Regions from separate parts of the Homo sapiens genome. Here regions 1 and 2 are each linked to region 3. Evidence: chromatin loops called from intact Hi-C (ENCODE). Cell type or tissue: K562. All regions are shown on one strand. Region 1 overlaps BIRC6 (baculoviral IAP repeat containing 6). Region 2 overlaps LTBP1 (latent transforming growth factor beta binding protein 1). Region 3 overlaps TTC27 (tetratricopeptide repeat domain 27).

Region 1 (8,000 bases), 220 kb after region 3:
TTAAATCCCTATTCTGCTCAACTGCTCCCCAAAAGAGTTGCTTTAAAAAGGAGTTGATGTTCTAAACTTACCGAATTGTATACACTAAGTATGTGTAGTTTTTTGTATATAAATTGCAGTTCACATTAAATACATCAGCCTAGTTAGATACGTAAAAATTTTTAAGTATCTAAGTAAATACAGAATACGTAAATGGCAGAATCTAACTTCTACATTTTCATTATATTTTCGGCTCTTCAGCCCAAATGTTAAAAACAACAGATTTTAAATTCTATTAAAATACACTCATTTACTATCATTTTCCAACACGTTAACAGACTAAAGTAGGACTGCACACTGAAAAACTACGCAAGAAATGCAACATGTATAATAAATACATTTACTAGCTCTCTGCTAGTAAATACATTTTCTAGTATTTACTAGCTAGTATTTCTTTTCTAGCAATTTTCTAGTATTTACTAGTATTTTCTAGCAATTTTCTAGTATGTACTAGTATTTGTAATAAATACATTTTCTAGCAATTTGCTTCACAATCATTCTCTTTTTCTCTAGATGAAGACATTTTCTGGGAAAACTGGTACTTCTGTCATCACTACAGCAGAAGATGTTAAGAAGCAAGAAGAGAAGAAAAAGAAGAATCTATCTTGACTATGTTAGGTATAGCTGGAACAGTACTTAACCTCTTAGTGATTGTTTTGGTCTACATCCATACCACACTCTGAAGGTCTCGTTCAAGGGACTGCATTCAGGGCAAAACCTGGCTCTAACAAGAAAGATTTAGAAACTATCCTTTAAAAGCACACCTCCAGAATATTAAGACATACATCCCAGGGTAACTCCCTTGCTCTAAGAGCAATTACTATATGATGCTTCCAGTTTGAGGAATAAAATTATAACAAAGCAAACAGGTAAATTTTAACTTTACACAGAGGAAAAAAACAGGACAAAGCAATGAATATGGACACTGAAGATGGACTACTCCAAAACATACAAGATTTAGTAACGTATACAAGACACAACAGCAAAAATGCTACAACCATTTTTCTAAGAGTACATATAAAATACACATTAATTAAAATAAAACTGCATTTAGGTTTGTGTTTTCCTTAAGCCTCTAGTAATCTACTGAATACAGGAAAGGGAAATTTAGTCAGTATAGGAAAGAAGACTATGAAAATGTTTAGAAAAATGAAGTTTTAGTTAGCATTAATGAACACTGAATATTTTAAAAACTGTCTTTGGAAATTATATTTTAGTAACTCCAAAGAAATGAGCCTTAGCGTGACTTTTGGTAGTTAAGCAGTTGTAAAGATAAGGCCACATAGAAAAATAAAGACTACATAGAAAAGAAACTTTCTTGTTTCAATAAAATATTGACATTATTTCTCTGATAAATGTGGGTAATACAAAATAAAACTACCATTGTTAACATTTTAATATATTCTCTAAGTAAACTGGAGTAACTCTTTCTTTCTTTTTGTTTTTTGAGATGGAGTCTTGCTCTGTCACTTAGGTTGGAATGCAGTGGCTCGTTCTTGACTCACTGCAACCTCTGCCTCCCGGCTTCAAGCAATTCTTGTGCCTCAACCTCCCAAGTAGCTGGGACTACAGGTGCCCGTCCACCACACCCGGCTAATTTTTGTATTTTTAGTTTTGCTATGTTGGCCAGGCCGGGCTCGAACTCCTGACCTCAGGTGATCCACCCACCTCGGCCTCTCAAAGAGCTGGGATTACAGGCTTGAGCCACCGAGCCTGGCCTGTAGGACTTTTTTAAAGCATTTCATGATTTACCATAAAAACATCTAGTTTGCAAAACAATTATATAGCGGAAATACAACTGGCATAAACAAATCTGGAAACAAACACAGCTCACTCTTAACTGGGATGTTTCATAGAAGAAATGGAGAGTTATGGCTAATCTGGTAGGTAGTTATGTGGAAATCTGATTAAGCTTTTCTTAATAGCTGGACTACAGTGTGAAAGGTGACAATATAAGGATTAGGTACGTGAGCAGCTCATAGGAGAGAAAGGACTACGCTGGGTAGTCAAGAATGGTATCCCTGAAGTGTCTGAGATGTGAACTAATACTTTAACTTTACAAATCTGTACAAATCAAAGCAATTCAAAACCCATCTAAATTTTAATTTAAGCAACCTGTCCTCCCCTTATAAAACTTACCAGTCATAATTATTTAACACAGAGTCATATATTCTATACCAAAGTCATTTCCACATTGGATGCCCTTGACAAAAATGAAAACTCTAAATAAAAGGAATTAACATTTGTTGATAAGCACTTACGTTATAGATACTCTGAGTCGCTATCAACATGCCTTGCTAGTGACCATATATAGAAATAAATACATTAAACATAGGCAAGTGTTTTAATTTTTATTGGTACTGCTCAGCTAACTGTCACAAAAACTAGAGCCATATTAAAATACTATTAAAATATACTTTGGGCTAAAAATAAAGTGGCAGGTTACTCTACCTTTTTTTTTTTTTTTTTTTGAGATAGGGTCTACTCTGACACCCAGGCTGGAGTGTAGTGGTATGATCACGGCTCACTGCAGCCTCGCCCTCCTGGGATCCCACTTCCCGAGTAGTTGGGACTACAGGCGAGTGTTGATTTTTTGTTCTTTTGTAGAGACAGGGTCTAAGTTGCCCAGGCTGGTGATCCTCACGCTTCAGCCTCCCAAAGTGCTGGGATTGCAGATGTGAGCCACCACACCTGGCCTGCTACTCTAATTAGTAGAATAATCTGATAGATTATTTTATTTTTATTTTTTTATTTTTTTGAGATGGAGTCTTGCTCTGTCGCCCAGGCTGGAGTGTTGTGGCTCACTGCAACCTCGGCCTCTGGGGTTTCAAGCGATTCTCCTGCCTCAGCCTCCTGAGTAGCTGGGATTACAGGCATGCGCCACCACACCCGGCTATTTTTGTATTTTTAGTAGAGACGGGGTTTCACCGTGTTGGTCAGGCTGGGCTCGATGTCCCGACCTCATGATCTGCCCGGGTCGGCCTCCCAAAGTGCTGGGATTATAGGCTTGAGCCACTTCACCCGGCCTATTTTAGTTTTTAATAGAGATGAAGTCTCACTGTGTTGCCAAGGCTGATCTCAAACTCGTGGGCATAAGCAATCCTCTCATCTTGGCCTCCCAAAGGGATTACAGGCATGAACCACCACCACAGCTCCCAGACTCTTTATTAAAACAGTACAAAGAAATGGCATAATTTGACAGTTTCATATGAACTATTACCATGAAAACTATAAATAAGGATATACAGTTAAGTATCATGTTACGACAGCTCGACAATTTTTCATTATTTGTTTCTCAGGCAGTGTATATCAACAAAATAAAGTATTTTTATAAATAATAAAAATTATGTATTTTCTATTGGTATCAAACCTTATCTTTTCCTGTAAGAGCACTAATACAATTTCTATGTCCTTTTTAATTTGGAGAGCCCTGAGACCTAGCAAGATGGCTAGGTTTCCAACTGCACATTTACTTTGATGTAACTACTAAGTAATTCAAATTTAATAAATATGGTCATATTTAAATTAAGATATTTGTCGTGACAACAGAATTAACCTTATTCTCAAACAGTATACTTATGAAATTAAATACCTACTCTTAAAGAAACATATCCAAAGGTAACATAAAGTAAAAAAAAAAGAGCTTTAAACATACAAAATACACTGTGAGAAAAATCAGATGGTATATCAAAATGCAGTAATGGGTTTTGACACATTATAGTTTGTTATAAAACTGTCAAACCAATATTAGGGAAATTAAAAATTTTAATCCTAGTATATAACATCATTTAACTAAGATAACCAGCCAATTCAGTAGATACTTTATAATTTTCCCAATGAAGTCCTGTGCCTGCTCTCTCATGTCTACCTTACTCTAACACATCACTTACTCATTTTTATTTTTCATAATGACAAAATCCATTTATATCTTGCTTTTCAACTTGAAAATAAGTGAGTTTAATAATCACCACGTTACTAACCAGTTAAACTTGAGCAACTGAATACATTTCTCTAGATTTCATTTGTTCTTTTCTAATCTGTGAATTGTCAGATTAACCCAGATAACAGCAATTTCCCTTGATAATCTGAAAGAATATTCATCCCCATATAATAAGACCACTATTAAAAAGGTAAAGATTTATTTCAATAAGAATTTGTAGCATACCCCACTAAGTTAATGGCAAATAATTTAATGTGTGCTGAGACTTAATATGCTCTCTTCTCAAAAAAGGAACATACTATTTTCTAAAATAGGTGAGGGTCTCTAAAGTAACATTCTGCCTGTTAACATTAACATGTGAATATTACCAAATACTTCTTAAAATGAAACAGGATCTCCATCTAGTGGCCAGAGGGGTAACTCCATACTATACAAGGGCTAGAGAAAAAATGATTGTGGCCTACAAAACGCAACTTTCAGAATACCATTTCTTATGAAAAGTGGAAGTGAAAATGTTGAGAAAGAAATTAAAATGAACAAATAATATATTTTCCTATCTAGAACACTAACAGATGTCTTTATTTTAGTAAGCAATAAGAAACAAATTATTAAAGCATCAAACTTACTATTTTGAGTAACTGGAACCATAATGTTAACCTTTGATAAATCTGATTAATTTAGCCTAAATATGAAGATTTATGTTTCTGCTGTAATGCCACCAAACGCTTTTTTTTAAAGTCTCCATTCATTTACAGGCTGGGTTGTGGCTCATGCCTGTCTGTAATCCCACCACTTTGGGAGGCCGAGGTGAGCGGATCACTTGAGGTCAGGAGTTCGAGACCGGCCTGGCCAACGTGGTGAAACCCTGTCTTTACTCAAAATACAAAAAAAATTAGCAGGGTGGGTGGCGGGTGCCTGCAGTCCCAGCTACTCGGGTGGCTGAGGCATGAGAACTGCTTGAACCCGAGAGGCGGAGGTTGCTGTGAGCCAAGATCATATCACTGCACTCCAGCCTGGGCGACAGAATGAGACTCTGTCTCAAAAATAAAATAAAAAAATAAGTCTCCATTCATTTACGTATCTAAATTTTCCTCTCCACCCATTTTAAGATCTACAAAAAGAGGTCAAAAGAGTAGGAAAACTACTGTTAGTCACAAAAATCTTTTGCTAGAAACAGTAAATTCAAAAAGATGAAATATCAGGAATTTATCTTTTTTTTTTTTTTTTTTTTTTTTTTTTTTTTTTTTTGAGACAGAGTTTCACTCTTGTCACCCAGGCTGGAGTGCAGTGGTGCCATCTCGGCTCACCGCAACCTCCCCCTCCTGGGTTCAAGCGATTCTCCTGCCTCAGCCTCCCAAGTAGCTGGGATTACAGGCATGTGCCACCACATCTGGCTAATTTTGTTTTTTGTTTGTTTTTTTTTTTTAGTAGAGATAAAATGATGTAACTTATAGTCAGTAGGTTAAACGGTAGCATGCCTCCTAAATGATATTAAATATGGATTGTTTTCAGGAAAACACAGCTTAATATAAGCATATAAGTACATATATAATTAAGTAAACATAAATATAAATATATAAATATATAATTAGTTATCAGTTTTGGTTAGAATAGTAATAATTTTTTAAGTGGCTACTATTTATTTATTTGAGACAGGGTTTCCCTCTGTCACCCATGCTGGAATGCAGTGGCACGATCTTGGCTTACTGCAACCTCCACCTCTCATGCAAGTAAAAAGTTCTTACGCAATTATTTAATGACTAAATACAATATACTTAATGATTAAATCACTAAACATAATCAGTGCCTACCTCTGGAGAATAGGATCGGTGTCTCAGTTACAGAATTGTGACAAGTTAGTAATGGAAAAAAGGTTGTCCTTTCCTCTAAGGAGCTTATATGCTCCCTCTATTCTGGTAATAATTTTACAACTAACAATATTCTCTTTTTACCTTTGATGCAAAGATGTTCAGAACTAAAACTGAAGATCAATTTTATGTGCAATTATTGTTGATCCTTATGGTCAGCTTAGTATTATCATTTAATATGTTCAGGCCAGTTTTTAAACTTCTATTGAAATAAAACAGACTTAGCTAACCAGCTACATAGTAAACTCATTAATATGAGAACTTGAAGGTTTTATTAAAATGAGGAGCAGACTCTGGTATTCATCTCAATCTTTAACAGTCATTAAACATTAAAGTTTAAAGATTACAAAGTATCTAACGTATACCTGTAGCCAAAAAATAAGGGCAAAAAGGGTGTGGGACAGTAATAAGAAACCACAATTGACATTTAAAATTAATGGCAGACCAATCTCTGCACTGAAAGGAAGGCATAAACTAGTGTGTTCCTATATTTTCTTGTCTTGCTCACCAATCATTTAAAAACATGTTATAGAAAGAAAATGTGCATTATTTTACTAAAGTTCTCAGAAAAGGCTATTATGTTAGGCCTGCGTTTTTTTATATCATCTGCTAGCAATATAAGCAAATCATCCCTTGAATACAATGTCTCAGGCAAAATTATGAGGACTACTCTCACACTTACAAACCAATCTGTAGAATATTCTATAAAATAAATGGTTACATTCTGTAAAAATATCAGTATTATGAAAGATAAAGATAGGCTAGGAACTCTTCCAGATTACAGAAGAAAAGGACATGACAACTAAATGTAGTAAAAAATGGTGGAGTGGATCCTATCACATTACCTCAACTCCCACATTGCCAAAAATAATACTATATACGCAAATGAAAAAATTGGAAAATAAACTTTAGACTAATTTTCCAAAATAGAAATTTTACTAAGTCTAAGGAAGACTCTGGCTAGATAATTTGTTCAGGTTTTTAAATGCCACTTAAGGCAGGGTGTGTTGGCTCAGGTCTCTAATTCCAGCACTTTTGGAGGCCAAGGTGGGCAGATCACATGGGGCCAGGATTTGAGACCAGCCTGGCTAACATGGTGAAACCCCATCTCTACCAAAAATACAAAAATTAGCCGGGCATGCTGCTGTATGTCTGTAATCCCACCTACTCAGGAGGCTGAGGCAGGAGAATTGCTTGAACCTGAGAGGTGGAGGTTGCAGTAAGCCAAGATCGTGCCACTGCATTCCAGCATGGGTGACAGAGGGAAACCCTGTCTCAAATAAATAAATAGTAGCCACTTAAAAAATTATTACTATTCTAACCAAAACTGATAACTAATTATATATTTATATATTTATATTTATGTTTACTTAATTATATATGTACTTATATACTTATATTAAGCTGTGTTTTCCTGAAAACAATCCATATTTAATATCATTTAGGAGGCATGCTACCGTTTAACCTACTGACTATAAGTTACATCATTTTATCTTAATATAAGGTATTATCTCAAAATAAGTATTTGTTACCACATCCAAATATATCAATTAGAATTAACCACTGGACAAGTTACCAAATTCAAGAACATCTAAAGCCTGATGAAAGAAATTTCTTTTTTCCAGGAAAATAATACATCATAAAAGAAAGGTCAAACTTCGATCTGTCACATTAAATTTCTAAAACAGTTCCAAGGTATAATATCTAAGTCTCTGCAATTCCATACATTTACCAAAAATCAGTTTAACATACACACCTTCCCAGGAAGTGCACTTACATGAACAACAATTACTGTAAATATTATGTAAATAATCCTGGATTTCCTTTTTGACAATGAACCATAAAGATAAAAGCTCAGTGTTATAAGAGAGTCAATTTCAGACCAAAACAGAAATTTAAAATTTTTGGTAGGTCATATCTTCACAGTATAAGGATTAAGAAAATAATAGTTTAATAATAGAGAAGTGAGATAAAAAGAAACCTATCGCACCCTATTCAATTGTTCTATATAATCTAAAATTAAAATGTATAGTCTCAAACATTTTAATAAAAAAAAATTATGCATTTGACATCTACTTTTTAAAAAAGACCAGTCTGATGTATCAAACAGGTCAATCTAAACAAACAAAAAAATCAATCTAATACTTCCATGA
Region 2 (8,000 bases), 620 kb before region 3:
TACCCCTCAGTCAAATTCTTCTGAGGAGGCAAGAACTGAGGTTGCTGCAGACCTATATGGATTCGTCACCGGTAACTCAGACACCTTCTATGGGTGACACAAGGACAGCAGTCATACTGGATTAGGGCCATTCCAATGACCTCATTATCCTTAATTACCTCATTAAAGATCCGATCTCCAAATCTAGTCACTTTCTGAAGTATCAGAGGTTAAAATTCCCACATATGAATGTTAGGGGAAACAATTTAGCCCATAACAAGATCTAACAAATTTAATGATTAACTTGTAAAAGACACTACATTAACAGAAGACCACTGGAAAAGATAAAAGTGGGGAGAGTGGGATACAACTTATACACATGTACTCATTGACAATTACTCTCAGGTAGAATTTTTTCTACAAAAATGGTGATTTATTTAACATACAATGGTAGATATATTGGGGATCATCAAATTTTTAAAAATTTTTGTTGGGCTTACTTTACATATTACAATACTAACGTAAGCTTATAAACTCTTCCATTTCAGTGAAGGAAAGGGATCCAATTAACACCTGCTAGCAGCTTGGCTAAGAACGGACATTAAAATCAGACAAAACACTGAAAATATAAAGTACTTTTCTCCAAATGTGTATACAAAGTTTTGGAACAAAATCACTGCCTGCTCCACAGGACAGACAATTTGAATTTCAAAAATGCTCCAGGCCGGGAATTGCATAACCCTGTGTAACAATACTTATAATACAGCTTAACAATATTGTATCGAAGACTTTTTCATTTGAGATTTTTAAAAAACTGAAGTAAAAGAAAAACAGTAGCCAAGGAACTGCACAACCAAAAAATGAAAATTATATAAAATATTTCCACCACTATTTAAATGCCAAATTTAATCAAGCAATAGTAAAAAAACAAAACAACATAATAATACAACCTTCTGTTTAAAATAACAGCACTGTTCCACCTCTCTTCCATTGAATTTTACATATGAACAGACTATATATACTGGTTTTTTAGAGAAATGTCCATTTGGTCTGCCACACCTATCGGGCTCATCCTAAATCCTCTCATTGTCTTCAGAGGACTTGCAATTCCATGCTGTTTCTGTATTTCCAGCCTTCCGGGGTAGGTGCAATGTCTCAAGTATAATACATTTCTCCCTTTTCCTTTACACAGTGCAGAGTATATGGGCTTAGGTTATGTAGATTCTGTTTCACTCCAGGTCACTGTCTTTCTCTAAATTCAAGGCGGTATTCAACGGAGTGCAGTAGTTTGGCTTGTCAGAAGGCACGTAGCCTGGCAGACACAAACACTTGTAGGAACCATCGGTGTTAATGCACTTGGCATTCTTGCAGAGAGACATCCGGTTGTTCAACTCATCGCATTCATTTACATCTGCAATAAGTCAAGCCATGCAGGTAAACAATCTTGGATATTATTCTGTGAGGACACATAACCTGAGGCTTACCTGAGGCCCTTCCCCCGACCACCCCAAGGAAGCTTTCTCGTCATTGCTTCAGTCACAGACAAGACGAAGATGACTTTTTTGAGATCTTAAAGAGGCAGATTATCAGGGAGGTTCTAGAACTTCTTTCACTGTTATCTAGCAAAACATGAGCATTTTGTGAGCTTGACATTTTCTAGTAGAACCTCAAGGAAGTTGGAGGAACTATATTACTTCCAAATTCCTTCCCATAGGTATGGAGGAACTGCTAGATTTGTCAAGAGGAACCAGATACCTACGCAGAGGCCTCTCCATACAGCCTGTCTAAAGCCTTCCATAACATTCACAGACCTCCTTCTACATGAGACCCATTTAGGCTCTCACTCACTTGAAACATCTGTTAAGAAGCTAGGTTACCTATTTTACAGACACACCATGGATTAAAACTAACAAAAGCAAAGTGGGCAAAAGGACTGCTTCAAGATGGAGAAGAGGCCAGGCGTGGTGGCTCACGCCTGTAATCCCAGCACTTTGGGAGGCCAAGGTGGGCGGATCACGAGGTCAGGAGATTGAAACCATCCTGGCTAACACGGTGAAATCCCGTCTCTACTAAAAATACAAAAAAAAAAAAAAAAAAAAATTAGCCGGGTGTGGTGGCGGGTGCCTGTAGTCCCAGCTACTCAGGAGGCTGAGGCAGGAGCATTGCTTGAACCTGGGAGGCAGAAGTTGCAGTGAGTCAAGATCACCCCACTGCACTCCAGCCTGGGCGACAAGAGTAAAACTCCATCTCAAAAAAAAAAAAAAAAAAGAATTGTGGTAAAATACACAGAACATATTTACCATTTTAACCATTTTTAAGTATATAGTCCAGTGGCATTAAGTATATTCATACTGTACTTAATGTACATCTCCAGAACTTTTCTCATCTTCTCAAACTGAAACTCAGCAAATCTATCTTAAATGTTCTCTACTGACTGAGATACGGGGTGTCAGGAAAAAATTAATGTCCCATAAAACACACGTCATTCTTACCGACACAGGTCATCTTGGCCGTATCCAAGTGATACCCATCAAAGCAATCGCAGGTGTAACCTTCCTGGACCCTCACACAGCGACCATTTTCACATCCATTGAGGATGCCGCATTCCTCAGCCTGTAACTCCTCAAAGCTATTTAGAAAACCTGGAAAGGAAAGGGCAGAAGCTAAGTTAGAGCTTCTCAACTTCCTATATCATTTTGTAAATGATATTTAGATGATGGTTCATTTTCCAAATAGACACATATATGTCCATACATATTTCAGACATCTTAAAGTTAGCATTAGAAATACTGAATGTTGCTGTGTAAAATAGCATAAAAATAAAAAACTTGTATATTTTGTGCAGAGTAGCCTCATTTTGAATTCTGATATTCTATGTTAAAATCACATAAAACGAGAAAGCAAGTATGGTTTTTGTTTTTGCTCTTAATTATTAAAAGTGTTCATCCAAAGTTCCAAACTTCGTGAGTTTGCAGTAGGGCAAGTGTCAGACTCTCAGAACAGAACCAACAGAATTCACTATCGGAGTCTAGTAAGCATTTGCTAAGAAGGTCCGTAAGAGTGTGAGGCAATACGTTTTCAGCCGGCGTTTGTAAGACCAGAGAGAAGCAGGCTGGCTCTGCCATGTGTTTGTTTGCTCTGGCTACGGAATGAGCCTTACAAAAGGGCTCCCAGGGGATCAAAGGAAAAATTCAGTAAAAGGGCCTCAAAACATCCTGATGAATGAGAAAGAACATCATACTTGTGTTTAGAAAACCCAAAGTCTGGGCTCATGCCTATAATCCCAGCACTTTGGGAGGCTGAGGCGGGCAGATCGCCTGAGGCCAGGAGTTCAAGACCAGCGTGGCCAACATGGTGAAACCCTGTCTCTACTAAAAATACAGAAAATTAGCCGGGCGTGGTGGTGGACACCTGTAATCCCAGCTACTTGGGAGGCTGAGGCAGAAGAATCGCTTGAGCCTGAGAGGTGGAGGATGCAGTGTGCTGAGATCACGGCCACTGTCCAGCCTGAGCAACAGAGCAGGACTCTGTCAAAAAAACAAAAGACAAAAAACCAAAAAACAAAACAAAACAAAACACACACACACACCAAAAAAAAACAGAACCAAAAGTTTTTTTTTAAGGAAACAAAGAAACTCTTGTTTGGCTCTTTTTATAGTTTAGATCTCTTGAAACCAAGTCAGAGCTAGACTTTAGAGTTTTTGTGATGTAAAAACAATTTAGCCAGGCATCAAGAGTGTTTAGCTCTCATTTTGCAGAGGAAAGTTCTAAACATAAATCCACAGTGACCCAACACACTGTCATGTGGCCTCTCATCTCCTGTCTCTTCCCAATAGTACCACAAAGTAGCTTCAAAAAAAAAAAAAATATATGGCTAGAACTTTCTATCTGGCCTTTGAAGTAATTCTCCAGTGGAACTGCAGGGGGCAGCAGGCAGCAAAATATCATTGCTTATGGAGGGCAATAAGGTCTAACTTGGAGGAATTGGACAAGGATATGGAGTTTGGTCTCCTTGATCACCAAAAAGCAACCAACTTAGCCAGCTTTTTTTTTTTTTTTCTAAACAAGGAAATAAAGACTTACTTGTTACTTCTCTTAACTACAACAAAAAAGAAGTTTCAACAATGACTAAAGTGCCTGAGGTCAACATGAAGACAAATTTGGTCAGAGTTTCTCTTACATTCTAAGATTAGGTGCCCTGAGGGGAGATAGGTGAAGAAGAAACTTTAGAGCATGCCCTTCAGAGAAGAAAGTGGGTTTTAGAGATGACCGAAAAATATACAATAAGTGAATCTTAAATTATCTGTTTGGGTAAGAACAATACACTGGTATTGGGGGACTTGAGTTCCCATTCCCATTTCCCTATGTGTACCTTGTAAACTTGGGCAGAAAGCTTATTTTTCTCACGTATGAAGTAAAAGCACTGAATTTTAGGATCTCTAAAGCCCCACTCAGTTATAGGTTTATTTTGTGGAAATGAACCATGGGATTTGAATCAGAGGAACTCGGTCTTCTGCTCATGCCTGTGACCCTGGCCAAGTCACTTGATTTTGTTGAAACCAGGTTCCTCATTTAAAAATAGAGAAACGATGCTATGTAGAATGGCATACCCAACATTGAACACAATGTCTGCACTCAGTAGAAGTATTTTGTAATGAATGAACACTTTTCTACCTTGTAAAGATTAAATGAGATTTGGCATAAGTTTGGGGGATAAAAAAGAAAATATGGTACATATACACCATGGAATACTAGGCAGCCATAAAAAAGAATGAGATAATGTCTTTTGCAGGAACATGGATGGAGCTGGAGGCCTATCATCCTTAGCAAACTAACGCAGGAACAGAATACCAAATACCACATGTTCTCACTTGTAAGTGGCAGCTAAATGATAAGAACTTATGAATACAAAGAAGGAAACAGCAATGACTTTCTTCACGGAATTGGAAAAAACTACTTTAAAGTTCATATGGAACCAAAAAAGAGCCTGCATTGCCAAGACAATCCTAAGCCAAAAGAACAAAGCTGGAGGCATCATGCTACCTGACTTCAAACTATACTACAAGGCTACAGTAACCAAAACAGCATGATGCTCGTACCAAAACACAGATACAGACCAATGGAACGGAACAGAGCCCTCAGAAATAATACCACACATCTACAACCATCTGATCTTTGACAAATCTGACAAAAACAAGAAATGGGGAAAGGATTTCCTATTTAATAAATGGTGCTATGGTGCTGGGAAAACTGGCTAGCCATATGTAGAAAGCTGAAACTGGATCCCTTCCTTACAAAATTATACAAAAATTAATTCAAGATGGATTAAAGACTTACATGTTAGACCTAAAACCATAAAAACCCTAGAATAAAACCTAGGCAATACCATTCAGGACATAGGCAGGGGCAAGGACTTCATGTCTAAAACACCAAGAGCAATGGCAACAAAAACCAAAATTGACAAATGGGATCTAATTAGACTAAAAAGCTTCTGCATAGCAAAAGAAACTACCATCAGAGTGAACAGGCAACCTACAGAATGGGAGAAAATTTTTACAATCTACCCATCTGACAAAAGGGCTAATATCCAGAATCTACAAAGAACTTAGACAAATTTACAAGAAAAAAAATCAAACAACCCCATCAAAAAGTGGGAGAAGGATATGAACAGACACTTCTCAAAAGAAGACATTTATGCAGCCAAAAGACACATGAAAAAATGCTCATCATCACTGGCCATCAGAGGAATGCAAATCAAAACCACAATGAGATACCATCTCACACCAATTACAATGGCGATCATTAAAAAGTCAGGAAACAACAGGTGCTGGAGAGGATGTGGAGAAATAGGAACACTTTTACACTGTTGGTGGGACTGTAAACTAGTTCAACCATTGTGGAAGACAGTGTGGCGATTCCTCAAGGATCTAGAACTAGAAATACCATTTGACCCAGTCATCCCATTACTGGGTATATACCCAAAGGTTTATAAATCATGCTGCTATAAAGACACATGCACATGTATGCTTACTGTGGCACTATTCACAATAGCAAAGACTTGGAACCAACCCAAATGTCCATCAATAATAGACTGGATTAAGAAAATGTGGCACATATACACCATGGAATGCTATGCAGCCATAAAAAATGATGAGTTCATGTCCTTTGTAGGGACATGGATGAAGCTGAAAACCATCATTCTCAGCAAACTATTGCAAGGACAGAAAACCAAACACCGCATGTTCTCACTCATAGGTGGGAATTGAACAATGAGAACACTTGGACACAGGATGGGGAACATCACACACCAGGGCCTTTCGCGGGGTTGGGGGAGGGGGGAGGGATAGCTTTAGGAGATATACCTAATGTAAATGATGAGTTAATGGGTGCAGCACACCGACATGACACATGTATACATATGTAACAAAACTGCACGTTGTGCACATGTACCCTAAAACTTAAAGTATAATTTAAAAAATTTAAAAAAAGAACTTACTCATATAACCAAATACCACAAAAAAAAAAAAAAAAAAAAAAAAAGAAGAAGAAGGAAACAACAGACACTAGTGGAGGGTGGGAGGAGGGAAGCAGAAAAGGTAATAACTATTGGGTACTGGGCTTCACACCTAGGTGATGTAATAATCTGTACCACTAACCCCCATGACATGTTGCCTATGTAACAAACCTTTATATGTACCCCTGAACCTAAAAGTTAAAAAAATTTGTACCATAAAAAAAAAATTGAGTAATACATCCATGGCAGGCCCATTTTAAAACTTTAAAGGAGAACAAGAGTCCCAGCTACTCAGGAGGCTGAGGCAGGAGAATCTCCTCAGCTCATGGGGTGAAGACCAGCCTGGGCAATATAGTGAGACCCCAATTTAAAAAAAAAAAAAAGTGACACCACATACTCAAAGCCAGTTAAGAAACACACAAAATAAAGACTTAATCTACGACAATATTTTCAGATCCCATGTATCACAGCAAAATGATTTCTACTTCATATCTAATACCTTTTTTATTATTACAGAAATTAAAACATAAAAAGTAAAACTTGAAACTCCCCACACATCAGGCAGGCTCCCCAAAATACTTCTGCAGGACTCTAAAACAGGTCAGGACACTACAGTCTCTGGTCCAAATCTGGCCTGCTACCTATTTTTGTAAATAAACCCAGCCACGCCCATTTGCTGCTGTGCTATCTAGGGCTGCTTTTGTGAAACTACAGTAGAGTTGAATACCTACAACAGAAACCACATGACCTGCAAAGCCTACAAATTTTACCATCTGGGCTCGGTGCGGTGTCTCACACCTTTAATCCCAGCACTTTGGAAGGCCAAGGCAGGTGGATCACAAGGTTAGGAGTTCAAGACCACCCTGGCCAACGTGGTGAAACTCCATCTCTACTAAAAATGCAAAAATTAGTCGGGCATGGTGGTGCATGCCTATAATCCCAGGGCTACTCAGGAGGCTGAGGCAGGACAATCACTTGAACCCAGGAAGTGGAGGTTGCAGTGAGCCAAGATTGCACCGTTGCACTCCAGCCTATGCAAGAGAGGAAGACTCTGTCTCAAAAAAGAAAAAAAAAAAATACTACCTGGCCCTTATAAAGGGCAAATGTTTGCCTATTCTCTGCTCAAGCAAATTCCAGTTTTAGAAGTACTGCTCTCCCTAAAGGTAACAGAGATGGTGAACCATAAAGGCGATAAGAAACCTCACTCAGCCTCCGTCTATGTTACTATCTACCCAACACAATCATTTTTGCAGCAGGCTCCAAAAGCCCTTGCTGGAGGTCAGAAAACTGGCTGGGAAGGGGGAAATATTTCTCTGCAACTTGTAAGAAATGTAAAGGCCATTACATCGTCCAAGCTGGAGGTCTTGGAACTGCATCTCAATTTCCTATGTTGCTAAATAAGAGATTGATGTGACACCAACATGTTTATTTCTTAACATGTGTAGTTAATTAAAAAAAAGAGCTTTAAAGCAATGCCAGCATTAAAAAGAAGGTACATAAGCCAGAC
Region 3 (8,000 bases):
TAAGCCAATTAGATGTGTAAACACTGAGATTTAGAAAACAGATAAAATAGGAAGTAGCTATTCAGATTACAAAAAAAAATCTGTACATCATAATATTTCCTTAAAATTCAATAGCCTCTGTCAAAAGGGAGATAAAACTAACAAAAATTCGGCTGGGTGTGGTGGCTCACACCTGTAATCCCGGCACTTTGGGAGGCCGAGGTGGGCGGATCACTTGAGGTCAGGAGTTCAAAACCAGCCTGACCAACATGGTGAAGCCCCCGTCTCAACTAAAAATACAAAAATTAGCCGGACATGACGGTGTGCACCTGTAATCCCAGCTACTCGGGAAGCTGAGGCAGGAGAATCGCTTGAACCTAGGAGGTGGAGGCTGCAGTGACCTGAGATTGCACCACTGCACTCCAGCCTGGGCAACACAGTGAGACTCCATCTCAAACAAAACAAAACAAAAACAAAAACACAAAAAACTAACAAAAATTCAATGGAATTAGTCAGAAATGCAGCTATTATGAGTTGTTTTCCTTCCAACAGTCAGCAAAGGCAACTTTATAAGCAGATCGAAGTCTCCTTTCTTACTGACTTCCAGAAAGGCACTGAGCCAGCTGTCAGATTTACTTGGACAGTTTAGGTTAGGAAAGAAAATGAGGTACTCTGTTCTCTATCCACAGCCTTCCATAGAGGCAGAGTAGGAGGCTGCCTCTACATCACTCCTCCTTCAGCCATTCCCACAAAACTTGTTCCATGTGGCTAGCAGAGGCCTGAAAGTTCTTTAAGCAGATAAAGATTTTTAGCCAGTAATTAGAGATAAAGCTTAGAAAGCAAGCAGACTTGGGCCATTTAACGCTTTGCCATGAATTCACAGGAGGCTATAAATAACTGTTATCAGGAGCCTTTATGGAGAACAGATTTTGTTAGAGGGACAGGTAATGACTGAAAAGAGGATGGATATATGTCTACTGGGAGGGGGCAGAAGCAGAGGTACTAGGTTGAAACTAAAAGTTAGAAGTTCACTTTTTTGAATCATGGAACTTTCAACAACCTAAAAATGAGCTCACCACTTTGCTTTCATCTGTTTTTTAATAAAATTAAATGAAAAGAGCTTCAATGCACCAAACCACACTTGCTGAACATGATACATTCTGAGAGAACCTAAAGTCTGATGCTAACATGTAAAACAAGCTCTCTAAACTCCAACCAAGTAAAAAGTTTCAAAATCTGTGTATTATATTTCATCAATGTTAAAGTGTACTTTTTTCCCCACCATTTAACATTTCTGAAATAGAGATGCATCTGAAAAACCAATAGCTTATCAGTTTTATTGGCAACATTTTTTTTTCTATACAAAGTGGTACTTAAAGGTACTTCTTACAACCGATGGCATCTTAGATACAAAGAATTATGATACCAAGTTTACTTGGAATAAGGGATTCTTATTTTGAGACTAAATCAAGAACAATGAGAACTGACCTCAAGGTCCTCAAAATGCATGTGCTCTGCTTGTTTTCTGCATCAGCAAAGAACAGATACTATTTCCCATGTGTTGTTATAAGAACCACATGTGTGGCCGGGCAAAGTGGCTCACACCTGTAATCCCAGCACTTTGGGAGGCCGAGGCAGGTGGATCACGAGGTCAGGAGATCGAGACCATCCTGGCTAACACGGTGAAACCCCATCTCTACTAAAAATACAAAAAAATTAGCCGGGCGTGGTGGTGGGCGCCTGTAGTCCCAGGTACTCGGGAGGCTGAGGCAGGAGAATGGCGTGAACCCAGGAGGTGGAGCTTGCAGTGAGCTGAGATGGCGCCACTGCACTCCAGCCCGGGTGACAGAGCGAGACTCCGTCTCAAAAACAAACAAACAAACAAAAACACATGTAAATTCAAAATCTAAATAAAAACTTCATTTTTAAATCCATCTAAGAAGATTTACAAGGGTTGCAAATGTCCAAAATTAGCAATTACCTTCTAGCTCTAAAACAGACTGGTGATGAGGTTATCTTTTATTTTTAATTTTTAAAACTACTGAATGGTTTGTAACCAATGTCTTTAAAACCAAAACAAATTTAATGAAAATCAGACAGATGACTTAATTTAACATTAAGTATTATGGTTCTCTTTTCCTTTTACTCTTGGTTATTTTTGCAGTGTTTTAATACTTTGCATTGGAAGGAAAAATCCTAGGATCGTTAACTGCTAGGTTTTATCTACTGACAACAAGAAGGGAAATGAGCTTTGCACACAGTGGTGTTCTTTGAAATCATCCAATGGCTTTTCTTTTTTGAGGTCTTCAGAATTTGGGGGACTACAGACAATATTTGGTGCCTCTTTTACTTTTTTCTTTTTAAACTATTACTTAAACTGCTATTACCAATAGTGACTGGCATCTCAGTTCAGAATAGTCATACTCTTAAGAACAGAACATCATAAAAGAAAAACAAAATCAAAAGAAGCTTCAAAAAAAACCTCTCTCGATTCCTCAGAACATAGTTGTATATGTTTGGGTACAAAAATCTCTATCTTCTCGTCCAGTGCTATCACATAAAAGTATCATGCTAGTAGCCTCATTATATTTTCTACATTTCAAAAAGTCAAAGGAAGGTGGTCCATGCCTGTAATCCCTGCACTTTGGGAGGCTGAGGTGGGCAGATCACTTGAGGTCAGGAGTTCAAGACCAGCCTGGCCAAAATGGTAAAACCCTGTCTCTACTAAAGATACAAAAGAAATGAGCAGGCATGCGTCTGTAATCCCAGCTACTCGGGAGACTGAGGTGGGAGAATCACTTGAACCGGGAGGTGGAGGTTGCAGTGAGCCACAATCACGCCACTGCACTCTGGCCTGGGCTAAAAAATGAGACTCTGTCTCAAAAAAAAAAAAAAAAGTAAAAGGAAGGGTGAAATTTATTTTAATAACATTTTATTTAACTCTACATATCCAATATGCGATTCCTTCAATATATTATTACTATACAAAGTTATTGAGACATTTTATATCCACTTTTTCACACCAAGTCTTTGATGTGAATTCAAAGATGTGAATTCAACACAAATTTGTGAAATTTGATGTGAATTCAACACAGCATGGATCAATTTCAACTAGTCACATTTCAAGTGTCCATTGTCACACATGGCTAGTGGCTACCATTATTAACACAGTTACACTATTTCTCTAAAACACTGACATAGGCCCTGGAATACCTTGCATCCTTCCCTTCTTTCTCCAATAAAAAACTAGCTCCTTTGGCTGAGATCCTCCCTTGAGCTTCTTTCATATATTATAGTTACTCCTGTTCCTCTCTTTACAATAACAACCAAAATAATTAGCTCTTAATGAGCATCTGCTATGTGTGCCAAGCACTGACACCATGAGCTTTCCACACATTACTCATGCGTTCCTCACACCCACCCTGCAAGGTGGTCAATCTCACTCTCCTAAGAGAGGCGACAAAGAGTCAGAGTCAGTCACAGACAGAGGAGAGGTTCGACACAGTCAGTGTGACTCCAAAGACCACGTCCTCTCTGCCTCCGACAACACCATTCTGCCTATACACAAGCCATGATTTATGGCAATACCATCCTTGTCACCAATAAAGAGAGAGGGGGAAACAGGGCAGTTAACATGTGCTGGGAAAACCCAAAAGATAATTCTTTAAGAACCAGGAGCATATCTCTTCCCCCACAAACGCTCTCTTGATTGGGCTAGTCAGGTGGACAAAAGAAAACATAGAAAAATGGGTGGCCACAGGATGGGGCAAGAATGGAGGGAGATAATCACCTGATAGAGAGGCCCTGGTTGAGATTTCTGCAGAGCTTATTTCCAGGGCAAATCGTGAAGGCAAGCTGGCTGTATGCAGCCAATAACCTTTCAAAGCTGACTGTCTAGCGTTTCTGTCTCAGGGAGCCAATAGAGAAACACAAAAGCAGGCCAACTGTTTATTTTGAATGTGATAATACCTGTACTTAACCAATGGCTTTAAATTATTTTAAAAATAATTCACAAAGAACTCAAAAGGTTGAGAGCATGGTTTCTTTGAATTTCCCTCACAAAGTCCCCTAGAGTGTGATAGAGGAGAAAGACGACTGGGATTCAAGTGGCTCTGAGTAACTGTTACGACCCTGGCTATGTCACTTAACCTATGAGTCTCAGTTCCCCAAGTGTGAAATAAGCAGGGGTGGACTAGGCTAAAATTCCTGAGTTCTCCAGATGCCCCAGATTCTGAAAACCCAGAGGGGACTGGGTTCGAAGGTACACAATTGCCATCTAGTGGCAAAATAAGGACATTGACAATAGAATGGAATATAGAAGCACTTCAACTTATAGGGTTATGTTCTGATAAATCCATCATAAATTGAAAATATTGTTAAGTCAAAAATACATTAAATTCACTTGATCTGCTGAACCTAATAGCTTCACCTAGCATACCTTAAACATGCTCAGAACACTTACATTAGACTACAGATAGAGAAAATCATGTAGCACAAAGCCGATTTTATTTTTTAAAAAGTGTGGAGTGTCTCATGGAATTTATTGACTACTATACTGAAAGTTATCAACAGAATAGATGTATGGTTACTCTAAGCATAGTTTCTACTGAAAATGTATCATTTTTGCACCATCATAAAGTCAAAAAGTTATTAAGTGGAACTATTGTAAGTCAGGGATCGTCCGGTATTTAGAATTAGCAGGTTTGAAGAACTGGAAGGGAATCAATTCAATTAGAGACCTTAGAAATCAGTTCAAAAGAGATCTAGAGGAAAATGATGCTTACAAAGGAAATAACTGGCTTAAAGCCACACAATGGTTCCTCAACCCAAGTGTGAAATATGTGTGCTGAAGACAGTGACTGTAATACTTATTAAACCTTAATAATTAAAATAAAAATTAAAGTTTGCTACCCTGAGGGCTAGCAAAAACTAAGCACCACTAGACAACTGGCATAGATAACTTTTATAATTAAAAAGTTAATTTTTACAAGGGTATTTAAGACACATCTGCAATGGGTACCACTTATGAACCTACTACTCAAACTCCCTTCCTCTTGAAAGTTTCCACATCATTGATAATCAGTATTCAAACTTTTGGCTAATTTCCCTCATATGATCAACTGTTTTGAATTTTTCTGTCACATATAATAAAGGTTAATGTAGAATAATCTAATCCTAAAGCCATACCACACTCTCCACTCTTTCTGTACCCCTGCCTGATTTCTGTGACCCCAAACACAGATGAGTTGTTGAATGTGGTATCATTAAACAGGAAATGACCGAAGTGAAATCCAAGAGTGACATCAATGGTGTCTGATAGTAGCTTTTCCTAAAGTGATGCTTGATGCTCATTTTTTTCCTCATGTGCACTGCCAACTCCTTCATAGCCAAGTTTCTCATTTACTAAATTCTAAGTTCTCCTTCCATGAGGAAATATAAATCTTAACCTACCAGCTTCCTGATCTCTCCAAAGGAATAATTTCTTCTATTTCAGTGTCTTCCCTTAAACTAAAGGATCAACTAAATTTTATACATACTTTTTCTTTTACTAGAGGTTATTAATTACTGAATGCCCTTCTCTTAATTCTTGTGCTAGATTTGGTTACCACTGGTCTTTATATTTGCTGAGTCTTTTCAAATAATTCACAATGCAAAGTAACACAGGTGTTTATATGTCATCTGCATGTGAGATTCTCCTGTTAGATATATCTCCCTAATTTTAGGCTACAGATAATGGGGCAACAATGGTTTTTCTACAGTGCAACAGGCAGAAAAGAAAAGAACGACTACGTAACATCTATTATTGCGAACTTACTATGGGCCAGGAAATATGTTAGACACCTAACATATACTGGCTCTAATTTTCTCAGCAGCAAATCCAGGTAGAGATTATAAACTCCATTATTTAAAAGCTCAGAAAGATGAAGAGATTTGCCTTTGTTATCTTCCTCGGGATTACCAGAATTCAGAATCAGGTCTATGGTAGCAAAGCTTTCGGCCTCCCCACTATGCATCAGTCACACCTACAGCCCAGATGTTATCACAGTACTCACATTTCTTGGCAGTTATGCAAGTTACACCTTAAGACTTTCATTCTGTACTGCTTACCAATATTAGAAGGGAAAAATAAAAAGGAAAGAATGTCTTTTTTCCGTACATATTATTCACATATGTTCATCCTATCCTCCCTATTGGAATGTGAGTTCCAACATCCTCAAGTCTTCCCACCACAAATAACATAAGTTCAAAACAGAAACGATATAAATCCATTTCAAATAAAAATATTTTATCCTTTCAAAAGCTAAAATGAAAGAAAAAGTTAAATCAAGGAAGAGCAGCATGTACAAACCGCTAAGATGATTAAAATGTCAGAGTACTGTATCATAGAAGTCTGGTCTTATGTATAGCAATGGCCTTGGAAAGGTCGGCTCAGTTAAATCCCTGGTCTCAAAGAGAGTCACTCCCTAACATGTGCTGGATGGTTCCCAAACATCAATCTTACATTCTCACTTTGCTTCTGATGAAAGCCCCGATGGCTCTTCATTAAAGGATGAAAAAAGTTCAAACCTGACAGACTGGTATTCAGGGCTTTTTATAACTTGACCTCAACCAAATCTGCCATTACGTCCTAGCATACTATGATATCCTCGAGGGCAAAACTGTGAAGAGGTTAAGAGCAAGAGCTCTGGAATCAGAAAGCTCAGGTTGAAATCCCAGCCCCATCCCTCATAAACTGTAAAATCTAGTACAAATTACTTAACCCTCTATTTCTTCATTTATGAAAGTAGGGTAAAAACAATAAGTAACTCAGTGACTGCAGAGAATTAAAAATATATGGAAAATGCTTCTAGAACAGTACCTGGCACTGAGTAAATACTCAGCATTAGTTGCTATTCTCATTATTATAACTGAATAAAATATAAACCACCAAAACTGATAGTTACCAAGAAACTGCTCTCTGCAGGGTTGGTTTTTACATCCGCTAGTCTCCTTCCTTGAAACATATTTTCCCAATTTTTTCCACCTATCCAAATCCCAACCATTCCTGGTAGTTCACACCAATATTCACTTCCATCAGGCTTTTTCTGACCATTCACATCCTTATTTACAAGGCCACCCAAAAGCATTGCCAGGCACCCAAAGCATGTTGCCTATTCACTCAATTCCTTGGCTACACACAATGCTATTCATGCCTCCTCTCTCCATTTAACCTATATAAACCCCTGGAGGGCAGGAGTCTGTGTCTTAACACAATTCTCCTGTATCCCCCTCAATACCTCAATGGTTTACAAAGAGTTCATACTTACATAAGAGCTTAGAATATAGATGCTTAATGAATAGAAATAGCTATTATAATGTTAATGTTCTCATTTTCCAGTCTCATTTTTAATACTATTCCTTATTTCCAAAGCTAATATCTTCATCTCTTCTCCTCATTCCACTCTCCCCTAGAATGATATTCCCTATTTATCTCCCCTCTCTCCTTACAATATTCAATCTCTCCTTTATCCACAGGAGTCTTTCATTTCTGCCTTCCTCCATGTAAAGGTCTCCAGTATCTTGAAATGTTTTACCTGACTTTTCTGCCCCTCTGAGTACAACACTCTACATTTGTCTCTCATCTCTCTGACGTGCTCCTAAAAGGAACAGTCTATAGATTCTATCTCCATTTCTTCATCTATCACTCACCCTTTACTCTCCTGAATCTGTTTTTGAATGTCATCAGTGAGCTCCAAATCCAATGACCTCTTCATAGCCCTCTGCACTTTATCACTACATGTGACATAACTCGCTGACATTTGCTCTTGTTTTAGGTGCCATGAACCCCTTGCTGGGGTTTCCTTCTATCCCTCTGACCAAGACTCTGATGTACTTTGAGTCCTGTTTCACTGGTGCCATTTATCCTATCTTCTTCCAACTTCAGGAGATGCCCAAAGCTCAGGACATTGCCTGTTATTCTCTTCCAACACAGTTTTCTGTGAAGAACTCACTTTCATGGTTTCAAGTAACTTCCACAGAAA

Evidence for each region. Hi-C counts contacts between places; a loop is a spot of excess contacts. Peaks named below come from ENCODE experiments on the same cell type or tissue, not always from the same donor. Only the 100,000 strongest peaks of a DNase experiment are listed, where the experiment ranks them.
Region 1: a loop joins it to region 3, with 8 times the contacts of the local background. A loop is called at or near these places in 20 of 110 quality-filtered maps.
Region 2: a loop joins it to region 3, with 5 times the contacts of the local background. A loop is called at or near these places in 6 of 110 quality-filtered maps.

Annotation. Positions count from the first base shown.
Region 1 is chr2:32,550,425-32,558,424 of GRCh38, reverse strand. All of the region lies in intron 65 of BIRC6 (baculoviral IAP repeat containing 6), which reads right to left. BIRC6-AS2 (BIRC6 antisense RNA 2) reads left to right here. Exons shown (of 2, transcript NR_125793.1): 2 at 553-905. Among named protein-coding and RNA genes, the nearest start is that of BIRC6-AS2, 20 kb to the left of the region's middle. In K562, a CTCF peak has its summit at 4,391 (motif pointing left); a DNase peak (open chromatin) is centred at 4,394.
Region 2 is chr2:33,391,754-33,399,753 of GRCh38, reverse strand. It overlaps LTBP1 (latent transforming growth factor beta binding protein 1), which reads right to left. Exons shown (of 34, transcript NM_206943.4): 33 at 2,472-2,621; 34 at 245-1,390. The coding sequence ends at 1,209. Among named protein-coding and RNA genes, the nearest start is that of MIR4430, 23 kb to the left of the region's middle. In K562, a CTCF peak has its summit at 3,905 (motif pointing right); a DNase peak (open chromatin) is centred at 3,913.
Region 3 is chr2:32,769,060-32,777,059 of GRCh38, reverse strand. All of the region lies in intron 13 of TTC27 (tetratricopeptide repeat domain 27), which reads right to left. Among named protein-coding and RNA genes, the nearest start is that of LINC00486, 52 kb to the left of the region's middle. In K562, a CTCF peak has its summit at 4,256 (motif pointing left); a DNase peak (open chromatin) is centred at 4,219.